2 separate regions of the Mus musculus genome follow, and region 1 is linked to region 2. A link is a loop called in an ENCODE intact Hi-C map of the cell type or tissue named here. Cell type or tissue: left cerebral cortex. All regions are shown on one strand. Each heading gives the region's core, and the rest is flanking DNA. Links, peaks and the distances in the headings are about the cores only. Region 1 overlaps Gm38875 (a long non-coding RNA gene). Region 2 overlaps Hrh1 (histamine receptor H1).

Region 1 (5,375 bases), core at 192-5,191, 82 kb after region 2:
ATCTGCTGTGGCTAATATGGAGAGTGGCCCCTAAAGGTCAAGAAAATAAGATATTATGCATCCAGACTGGAAAGAAAGAAAACCATCACTGTTTGTAAGCGTGCATGGCCTTGCAGATGGAAAATCTGAACTAATGCATTAAAGAGAGAGTGGAGGTAATGAATGGGTCCAGGCAGGTCATAAAGCAGGTCAATGTATAGAAGCCAATGCTACTTATGTACACTAGCAATGAGAACCCCACCAATGAAATGATAGCATGATTTCACTTGTAGTGAAAGGCTCAGAATACCTCGAATGAACAGAGACAAACCACATGAACGCTGTGGGCTTGGCTCAGCAGGTTGGATAAAACGAGGATATGACCACTGCAAGGTGTGATAGAGGAGAGGTTTCATTGTCAATATGAGAGAGACATTAACTAGAGGCATCTGGAAGGGTCCAGAGCAGAGAAAGAGAGAGTAGCAGATTGAACATGGCCAGCAGAACAGATTAGGCCATGAGAGGGGAGGTCCAGGGAGCAAGGGAAGAAGGGAAGAGTGAGCAGAAGAGAGGGGAGAGAGTACACGGGAAAAATGGATGGGTTATGTGCGAATCAGTAGCTGGGGAGAGAAGCAAAGCCCTGGGCTGGAGAGGTTTAGGGTGGGAGGCAGGATAGGAAGAGCAGAGCAGAAGAGACACAGATATTGAGTAACCCTGGGCCAGTGTGCACCACCTGAGCCATTTGTCCTGAGTTTCTTTGGGACCTGACATAAGCAAAGGTGTTCCTCACCAAATGTGGCAACCTGAGTTCTATCCCTGGAACCCACATGGTATCAGGTGAGGACCAACTTCCTCAAGTTGTCCTCTGACCTACACACACACACACACACACACACACACACACACACACACCATACCATGGTCTGTGTCCCCTATGCCCAATAAATAAAGGGAACACTAAGCTGTTTTGAGAAGATTTTCACATTAGAAACTATGAAGGGAAGCCTCCTTGAAAGCAATCAAAAATGCTCCACACAGGGAAAGATGCCTGCACTGGAAGACTTGGTTTTGTTAAGACGTCTGTGCTGCCAAAAATCTACTACTCATCAATACCCCTCTTACCAGACTTAGAGTTGTCTCCCTTTTTTTTTTTTGAAAGAATTGACAAACTGATTCTAAAATTCATATGGAAATGCAAGAGACCCGGAATAGAAAAAAAAAAAAAAAAAAAAAAAAGAAGTGAGTCACAATTCTCACATTCAAAAGTTTCTGTGCCAAAGACAGGAGAGATGCACAGGCACAGCACGTAAACCAGGGAAAGAGAAGGGAGACGCCCTCCATTGTGACCAACTGACGGTGCCAAGACATTCAACCAGAAAGAGTCTTTTCACCCAATGGAGCTGGGAAGACTGGCTTCATAAGCCATCCAATCATTGTCCCTCAAACGGGTCAAAGTGGATCATGGACTGTTTACAAATTAGACCACGAACTATTTGCCTCTTAGATATGATACCAAAAACATAATCAACAAGAGAAAAATTAATACATTGGACTTTTATCAAAATTAAAAGCTTTAGTGTAATTTTAATTAGGGCTAGCAGGCTATGGGTGCTGGGTGCAAGAATGATGCTATCTCAAGAGAATATGGCTGATCAAACTTTTTTTATTTATGTGATTTCCTGTTATGAACATATCCCATCTATGGTGAGAAAGACACACATGGACAGTGTGAAATCCAGGGGAAATTTAAGCTGAAATGCTACCACATGGAATGCATCGTGACTGCCGTCTCCATGGCCACAGAACTCCTGGAGAGGATGCATCCTCTTATAGTCGGCAGCTGCTGGCTGGAGGTGTTGGCTCAGCAACAGACTCCTGCTATGGCGCTTCGCTGTCACGTCAGAAGTGCACAGGAGTTAATTTCCACTCAGTCCTGGTTTTAAAGTGTGTGTGTGTGTGTGTGTGTGTGTGTGTGTGTGTGTGTGTGTGTTCCAGTGCCCAAGGAGGTCAGAAGAGGCCATCAGTGAAGCTGGTCTTAAAGGAGCTTGTGGGCTGCCTGACGTGGGTGCTGGAGACAGAACTCAGTCTTCTAGAAGGGCAGTGAACTCTTAGCCTCGGCATCATCTCTCTAACTCCCAATCATTCACTTTTAAGAGAAAGATGGTTTTTAGAATATTACAATATTTTCAAGTGGAAAAGTGGTTAGCAAAAAATAAAAAAATTAGAGACTGGCTGAATGCATGGTGATGCTACATGACTGGCTGAGATCTGGGGGAGTTCCAGGCCAGCCAGAGTAACATAGGAAGAAACTGCTAAAAGAGAAAAGAAGGAAGGAAGGAAGGAAGGAAGGAAGGAAGGAAGGAAGGAAGGAAGGAAGGAAGGAAGGAAGGAAGGAAGGAAGGGAAAGTGAAGAGAAGAAATGAGCTCATGTCAACCTTATAACAAAGAGAGCAACAACACAGGTGTCCATCAACCAAGAATGGATGGGCACACTGTGGTAGATAGAGCTGTACAATGAGGTAGCACTCCAATAAAAGCCAGACTGTGTAGACCCAGTGTGTGTGAATCTATTTGCATGCAGAAGGACAAGTACATCTAATTCATGGTGATAGACATCAGAACAGTGACAGCCTAAGGGACTTATCTGGAAAGGCACAGAGACGCATCACAGGGTGACAGAAACATCCCATGTTCCCAGAACGGTGTTGATAACCTCTGTCAAAGATCAACATTTGCACACCCAGGACCCCTGCAGGTCACTTGTAAGATTTGCTTTCATTTATGAGAGACGGATGAGAGACTAGAGGGTGCATGTGTGCAGAGAAGAGCCATGCATTCAGGGCTAGAGAGTCTATGGCCTGGGGGCTAGAGAGAAGGCTTGCTGGTTAAAAGCACTGGCTGCTCTTGCAGAGAATCCCCCAATTCAGATCCCAGCACCATATGGTGGCTCACAACTCCTGTAACTCCGGTTGCAGAGGATCTGATATCTTCTTCTAACTTCCAAAAGTACCAAACATGCACATGTATATCTGGGCACATAGATTATGCAGGTAGAACACTCATATACCTAAAACAAAGCAATCTATTCATTTCAGGGGGCCAGATGATGAGCAGGTGGGGTGGGCATAGGACTCTGGCTCTGCCTTTGTTTGTGTTTATTGCCCCCCGTGTGCCTCCTAGGCAGACCAAGTAAGGCTTCTGGGAAATCTCATTTAAAGTGTCAGCCATGTCTGCCTGTGGCCACTCCAGGATTTCCGACCATGACATAAAGTCCTAGCAAGGACAATGACTCACCGTGGGGGGGTAGAGCCAAGGGGAGCTGAGGCTACAGCCAGGCCAGTGGAGGCAGGATGAAAGGACACAAAGATCTGAATTTTGGGAACAGACCAAACCAAAGACATTCAATGTAAGCTCAGTTAACTCTTCTGTAAAATGACGTGGGGGTTGTTTGGGGACATCAGGTCATGCCCCTTATGGAAGGCGAGGTGAACTGGCAGGCTAGGGAGGGTCTGAGCAAAACAGGGAGTCATCTGGGTGTAAATCTGGCCTTGGTGTGATCTCTTAGGGGCTGTAGAATTGCTTATGCAACACGGAGGTGCTCCTGCTTCAGCTGAGATGGGCCAGAGTTCCATACTCCCATCTCAGCCATTAGCCCTAGAGTCTGGGGGTTTCTGTTCTGAACAACTCTCCAGAAATAAGGAGTCTGGGCAGTTGTGAATTCTTAGCAGCCAATGAACAGGTAGTTGAAGTGTGGGTGCCTAACTTACTCTGAGTGGAAAAGACCCCCTACCAGAGCTTTTGTGACATGGAGCAGGTCATGAGGAAGTGTTACCTGTGTTTTGGCTGCATAAGGAAAAGCACCCCATCCCAAAGGAAAGTACACCCAACTATTGTAGAGTGGAATCACCGGCCATAAGCTATGGCTGAAGTTCTCAACAGCCAGAAGCTGGCAAGGGCCGTGCCCTGGTGCCTGCATGAGAAAGCTGGGCTTGCCTGGAGAGGGGAGGGAGTAGTGAAAAGGGCCCTTTAGGCTCTTAGACCCTGGAAACCTGCTGCCTGCTCCTGCCAATTTCCCATAACATCTGCTTCCAGATGTTTCCACACACTGACCCTGAGTCAGCTTTGTGTCTCATGGGTCCACCAGTCTCATATTCCCACTCTGTCCTTCTCTGTTTTTTTGTCATGTACACTTAGAAGTATGAATGCTGACCCTGGATATGCCAGGATCTGCTCAACCCAGAGCTCCTCTGAGAGCGCTTTCTAGAAACATCGAGCTGGTCCTGTGCCTGGATCGTTCCCATCCTCATGGAAGGAAAGACAGTAGACTTCTGGGCTGGTTAGTTTTTTTGTCAACTTGACACAAGCGAAGGTCATCTAAGAAACTGCCTCCAACGGATGGTCAAATGGCAAAGCTGGCAGGCACTTTCCTTTTCTTTTCTTTTTTTTTCTTGTTTTTAATAAAGGCTTACTTTTATTTATTTGTATAAGTGTTTAGCTGCATTTTTGTATGTATACCATGTATGTGTAGTGTCTGTGGAGGCCAGAAGATCCCTTGGACAGCTGTGAGCTGCTGTGTGAGCTGCTGGGACCCAAATCCAGGCTCTCTGCAAGAGCAGCCGGTGCTATTAATAGTTACACTATCTCCCCCATTTCTTGATTATTGACTGATGTGGGTGAGCCCAGCCCATATTGTGCCATGATGCCCCTGGGCAGGTGGTCTTGGGTTATATATGAAAGAAGGCTGAGCAAGCCAATAAACAGCATTCTTCCTCATTCTCATCTGTTTCGGTTCCTGCCTTGGCTTCCCTTCATGACAGACCACAAAAGATTAAATAAACTCCTTTTCTCATGTTCCTTTTGGTCATGGTGCTTACCACGCGATAGAAATCTAACTAGAATCAGATGGACCTCGCTTTGACTCCAGCTCTGTCATCTGCTAGCTGTGGGATCCTGCTCAAGTTGTTATCCATCTCTGGCTGCTAGCTTCCTCTTCCTTAAAACACGCTTACCCTAACACCTCTGTTCAGAATGGGTAAGGGGAGAAGTAAGAGCTTTATCACATTTTGTGTCTTGCAGTATGTGGTAGACATTTCCTATAAGCAGACCCCTTCCTGTCTCCTGAAAGAGACCTGACGCCCCTAAGGGGCAGCTTGCATGGATTCACCATGGTACCAGGCCACTCATCCTGTCTGCCTGGACTTGGGGGTTTTCTTCAGTTCTGGGTGCCTTGTCCTGCAGGCTTCTGTTTCCTGTCCGAGTCACTACCCTTCAAAGGCTCAATTGTCTGTTGTCTTCAGAAACCTCGCTCTCATGGGCACCTGATCACACTTTCCGAGCAGAAGAACGGTTTCACTAAGTTTTTGCCAGGAACTGGTCTTTTGTTCATAGCCCAGAGA
Region 2 (5,375 bases), core at 226-5,225:
GGGAGGGGGCCGACCACAAGAGCCTGGGCACAGCTCTTCTTTGAAGATACCCTGCTCACTGAGTTCTCACTTGGGGACGTCCATTCTTGTCACTATTACTGCTCTCAGTTTTCACAGCTCTCTACAGTGAGTTATTAACTTCATCGCATGCCAACTGTGTGGAGTTAGAAAATTCTGCTCTGCTATATTCCCTGGCCAGAGGGGCCAGCTCACTGCTGCAGGGGAGGGTGCAAGAACACCATCTCCCTGTCCTGCCTCCTAATGACAAAGCAGCCATCTCTAACTCATCTCTAACCCATCTCTAACCTACCGTCAGATTCCTTCCTTGAGAATCTGGATTGTGGGCCCAGAAACCTACTGTGAGTGACTTGACAAACCGACTGGAGCTGAAACACAACCGAAACCTACCAGGAACTGCATCTTCCACTTCTCTTCAGTTACAGAATTTTTCCCTCTGAGTAGAAAATGAGACAGAGACACGGAGGCAGAGTGATAAGCCTGTGCTGCCCACTGAACGCACTGACTTGGACACAGTAAGGCACTCTGTTCTGGTTGTGGGCATAGATGAGTGAAGGGGTGGGTGGTAAATGCAGAGGGAGCCTTCATTCTTCATCCCTCATGAAGGACTGGCCCCCCAAGTTTATTAAACAGTGCCATACCTGGTGCTGGGAAATATTGCCACCACCGACTGGTTTCTTCTGGATGTGATACTTTCAGGTGACCCTGGTATTAGAATAACAAGCTTGTAATCTTTTCTACCACCCTCCAGTGGGGCTGTGACAGTGAGCAGAGCTATGCTCAGGCACCTGCCTTCTGGCTGCATAGCCCTCTCCTCTGAGCAGGCTCAGAATCACTCTGCCCCCTTTAAGTTCTGTTGATCATGCTTCCCAGAATGCACCAGGGGCATCTCCTCTCCCACAAAGGAAAAGCATGCCTCCCTTCATGTTTGTTCTGCTCTCCCTGCTCCTCATGCTGAATACTTCCTTCTGGAAGTATTTCAGCCCAGCCCCACAGGACTCCCCCTTCGAAGTCTTCTGGTTCACACAGTGCCACCCCCTATGCCACCATCCCATATGCTCAGGGGCCCAGCTCATCACACCTGCCCAGAGAAGTCTTTGCATTTGAGCCACATGGGCAGACCTCTGCCATCTCTGAACATGACAGTCCTTTGGGAGCCTCTTTCATCTTCTTTAGCATTGCTGGTCTTGGTAACAGTCTAATGGCATTTACTGGGACTGAACATACTGAGTGTCATATAGACCAATGACTAGGATGTGTGTGCAGCTATGGTTTGAATGTCTGTGTTCCTCCAGGCAGCTTGGCTGAAACTTAAACTCCCAAGGCAATAGCAATCAGAAGTGGATCTATACTAGGGTGTGGCTCAGAGGCAGAGCACATACCTGGTGGCTTTGAGGCCCTGGGTTGGAGTCTCAATGCCAATATCAATAAATGCTGATAATGGTAAGAAGATATGGCACCTTTGGGAGGCAGAGGCCATGCCAGCTACTTCCCAGACAGGATCAATCTTTACAATCAAGGCTCCAGAAAGTCTTGACTCTTTCATCTCTTGTGCCACATGAGGGAGGGCATTCAGTGTCATCTGAGGAAGGGGCCCTCGCCAGATAAGAACTTGTCAAACCTTAATCCTGGGCTTACTAGCTCCACACTGTGAGAAATAAATTTCTGTTTGTTATAAATTACCCACTCTGTGGCAATTTGTGACAGCTATACAAAAAGACTAGAGGTAGATAAACTTATCTTGTCTAGCGTGCAAACCTCTCTAACCATGCAAACCTCTAACCATGCAGATCTCGCTAACCTAGCAGACCTTTCTCACCATGCAAGGTCATTTTATGAATGTACAGACTAAGGATCAGAGATGCTAATCACACAGAGCTAGTCACACAGCTAGTAAAAAAAAACCAAGCTAGCCAGCCAGCCAGCCAGCCAGCCAGCCAGCCAGCCAGTCAAGTAACCCTTATTATGGTCCTACAGTATATTAAACATGTGGGAACATAAGAGAAGTCCTACTTATAAATGCTTTTATTCTAGTGGGGAGACATGGGCCACAAAGAAAAACCCCAGTAAATAAATAATGTGCTAGGTAGTGAAAATGCTAAGGGATACTGATGGACTGAAGTGGCTGAGGTGAGATGGTGGCATCCAAGCAGGGACACAAAAAATGAGGGAATCTATGATACTAATACCTTTGGAAAAGAACATTCCAGAAAGAAGACACGGTCAGTGCAAAGGCCCTGGGGTGGACATGCCCTGGCATGTAAGATGAACAGCAAAGAATTAGGTGTGGCCAGAGCTGACAGTGAGTGGAGTGGAGACAAGGTAAGAACTTTGGTTTTGATCCGGTCAAGGGAAGGAGCCCTGGAGGATGATTTCCAGTGCCCACACTCTTGGTGGCTATGTTCTGTGACTGACTGACTGACTGACTGACTGACTGACTGACTGACTGGTTGTATTTGAGAACATCATAAGGAATATGGGGCCTATTCCCATTAAAACCAGCAGGCTGTCATCTATTCAGGCAGTCTGAAAACAACACCACAGAGGCTGGGTCGGAGGAAGCAAGAACAGGAAGCCACTACAGTGAAAAGACCCTCCACTCAGCCACAGGGCCATGGCCCTCCCCACGGGGCTAGGTGGAGTCCTACGGTGGCCTTCAGAGAATCATCCTCTCGGGGCCTTCCCTGAGCCATGTGCTGTGAAATCTGCTCTCTGCTAACCAGAGGCGGCAAGAAAAGGCAACATTTGCGGTGACTCACCAGCTAGGGATGAGAACTGCGTCCAAGCTGGGAAAGAATCCATTTGAAGTGACACATTTGCCTCAGAACAGATAGAACGCCTTTTCTTTTTCCTCCCCATTTGAAGGAAGGCAGAGCCCTGCAGACAACCACCTCACAGCGGGGAGAAACTGGCATCTGAGATTCCTGCTGCAAATCTCTCTGAGGCAAAAAAATATATAACTGTGGGTCTGTGGCTGGCACCAGGCTCACAGTGATGTGCCATTTGATGGCCGGATGCAAGCATACCCTGCCATTCCTCCCCAGGATGGATTCCACTGCACATGTTCTGATTGGCTGTCCACTTGACCCAGCCCTTCTCAAAGCCTGTAGTGTGTGAGAACCTGCTGATGTGGGCATCAGAGTCGGGAGGCCAGTGAGAGCTCAGAGTGAGGGAGGGCACCAGTCTTCCTCAGTTTTTCTCCAACTCATTTTTTGAGAGAGGGTCTCTGGAAGAACCTGGAGGTTGCTAAGCTGGAGGCTAAACTGGCTGGCCAGTAAGCCTGGCATCCCCGTCGTCCCCCTTCCTCCCCAACGCTGGGCTTACACTCAATGTTTATGTAGGTACTGGGGATTGAACTCAGGTCCTCATGCTTGTTCGGCAAACACGTTATGATCAGGCCAGCTCCACATCCTGCTACTTTTCCCATTTCTTCCAGGGTTGAGGATGGAACTCAGGGGTCACACACGCTAGACAACTGCTTACCGTCCAGCTAACTCTGCGTAGCTGTGTTTGTTACAGATGTGTTCCTCAGGTTGTCCGGGCCCCAGGAGTGAGAGGTGAGGGGTATTTGGTATTCCACGGGATTCTGGTTTACATTCTAGCTTCTGATGGGCTGCTCAGACACATCACACTGAACAGGCGCTCAGCTAATGTTGACTGACTGAGAGGCTAAGTCGTGGGCTTTTCGAGGGCAAAGCCACATCTGTCTCCATGGTACCCTGTTCACTAGATCCAGGCCTTCGCCTCTAAATAGATGGGCTGAGGATAATGGCAGGTGCTTTAACGTATTGCTTACTATGTACAAGCAACAGTCTCTCATTTTGTCCTGAAGGCAGCATGACAAGGTAGAGATTAGCCCCATTTAAGAGACAAGGAGAAGGGGGCTGGCGAAATGGCTCAACGCTAAGAACGATGGCTGTTTTTCTGTAGAGGACCTGAGTTCGGTTCCCAGCACCCACATGGCAGCTCACAACCATCTGTAACTCTAATACCAGGGGGTCCACTACTCTATTCTGGCCTCTGTGGCCACCAGGCGCACATGGTACATACAAGCAGGTAAAACGCATACACTTTAAGTCTTTAGGAAGAAAGTGGGGACAAGAGAGATGGCTCAGCAGTCAAGAGCACTTGCTGTTCTTCCAGAGCACCTGAGTGTGGTTCCCACGGCCCATTTCAGGATGTGCACAACCATCTGTAACTCCAACTCCAGGGAATCTGAAGTCTCTGGCCTCCATAGGCACCCGCTTTTACACGCATATGTCTTCATGCAGACATACACCTACACCTTCGCAGAACTAGAAGTAATAAAAAATAAATCTGAAAGGGAGAGAGAATGGAAGACAGAGAGAAACAGGGGAAAGGAGCATGGATAAAGACACCCAGAAAGAGGTAGAGCTAAGCTGCTTCCTACTAACGTTTGGTGGGACCATCTTGTATCAGCATTGGAGTGGGATTCAGGAGATCAAGCCCAGGTCCCAACTCCCAGAAATCCAAGTCTTCCTGGACAGCAGGACTGAACAAGGAGCAAGAGTTTGTCCCTAAGTTCCCTTCCCCTCCAGCTGAGCCCACTGCCTCTCCTGTAAAATGGAGCTAATAAGGCTCACATATGGTGAGAGGGGCCTGTAAGGCTGGGTGGGCCACACTGAAGAGTGTTTCCTTACTACAGAACCTGACACACTACATGTTCAATAAATAACAGGGCTCACTGGCTACCCCTAGAGAGCCAAGAGAGCCCTCCCTCAAAGCAGTGATCCATCCCACCAGCTCCTGGACCTGTCCTGTGGACTGGGTGCTATGACTCCTTAAACACACACGTTGTAGCCTGACCCTCTGTGTGGACAGGATTAGGAGGAAAGATCTTTAGGGAGTCATCAGGCTTAGAGAAGGTCATTAGGTGGTCCCATCCCAAGATTAGGGTCCTTGTAAGAAGAGGACGAACTCACCAGTTTTCTCCCTGGCTGTGTGGGGATGCAGCAGGAGGGAGAACTTTGAGAGGCTTCCACATTGGCTCTGAGCATGAACCTTCAGCCTCCAATACAGTGACAAATGCCTGCTAAGCCACCTTTGGGATGGCACTTTGTCAGCGGCCTGACAGACCAAGGTGGTCTGAGAGCTGTGGGGCAGCGTCCAGATGCTAGGGAATGCACACACACTCAGTTCCAACCTACAGAGCAGTTTCATTGTCAAGCACACAAAGAAAAGAGTGAAAACTCCCCAGGCAAATCAATTGCTCTCAAGTCCCTCTGATAACAAGTATTTAGGAACTGGGTGTTTTACATTTTAGCATTTGGGTGAGCAGCACAAGGTAGGGAGCACTGGGGAACAAGGCAGGGAGTACTGAGGTGGGGATGAGCAAG

The links. A loop is a pair of places that touch in the nucleus more often than their neighbours do. Peaks named below come from ENCODE experiments on the same cell type or tissue, not always from the same donor. Only the 100,000 strongest peaks of a DNase experiment are listed, where the experiment ranks them.
Region 1: it touches region 2 in a loop (2.6-fold over the local background); 4 of 42 quality-filtered maps call a loop at or near these places.

Annotation. Positions count from the first base shown.
Region 1 is chr6:114,364,296-114,369,670 of GRCm38, reverse strand. All of the region lies in intron 2 of Gm38875 (a long non-coding RNA gene), which reads left to right. Among named protein-coding and RNA genes, the nearest start is that of Gm38875, 31 kb to the left of the region's middle. In left cerebral cortex, for the core only: no CTCF peak of the experiment used is centred there; DNase peaks (open chromatin) are centred at 1,040, 1,319, 1,770 and 2,713; H3K27ac peaks cover 1,784 bases.
Region 2 is chr6:114,446,477-114,451,851 of GRCm38, reverse strand. All of the region lies in intron 1 of Hrh1 (histamine receptor H1), which reads right to left. Among named protein-coding and RNA genes, the nearest start is that of Hrh1, 51 kb to the right of the region's middle. In left cerebral cortex, for the core only: a CTCF peak has its summit at 2,535; DNase peaks (open chromatin) are centred at 481 and 2,824; H3K27ac peaks cover 4,541 bases.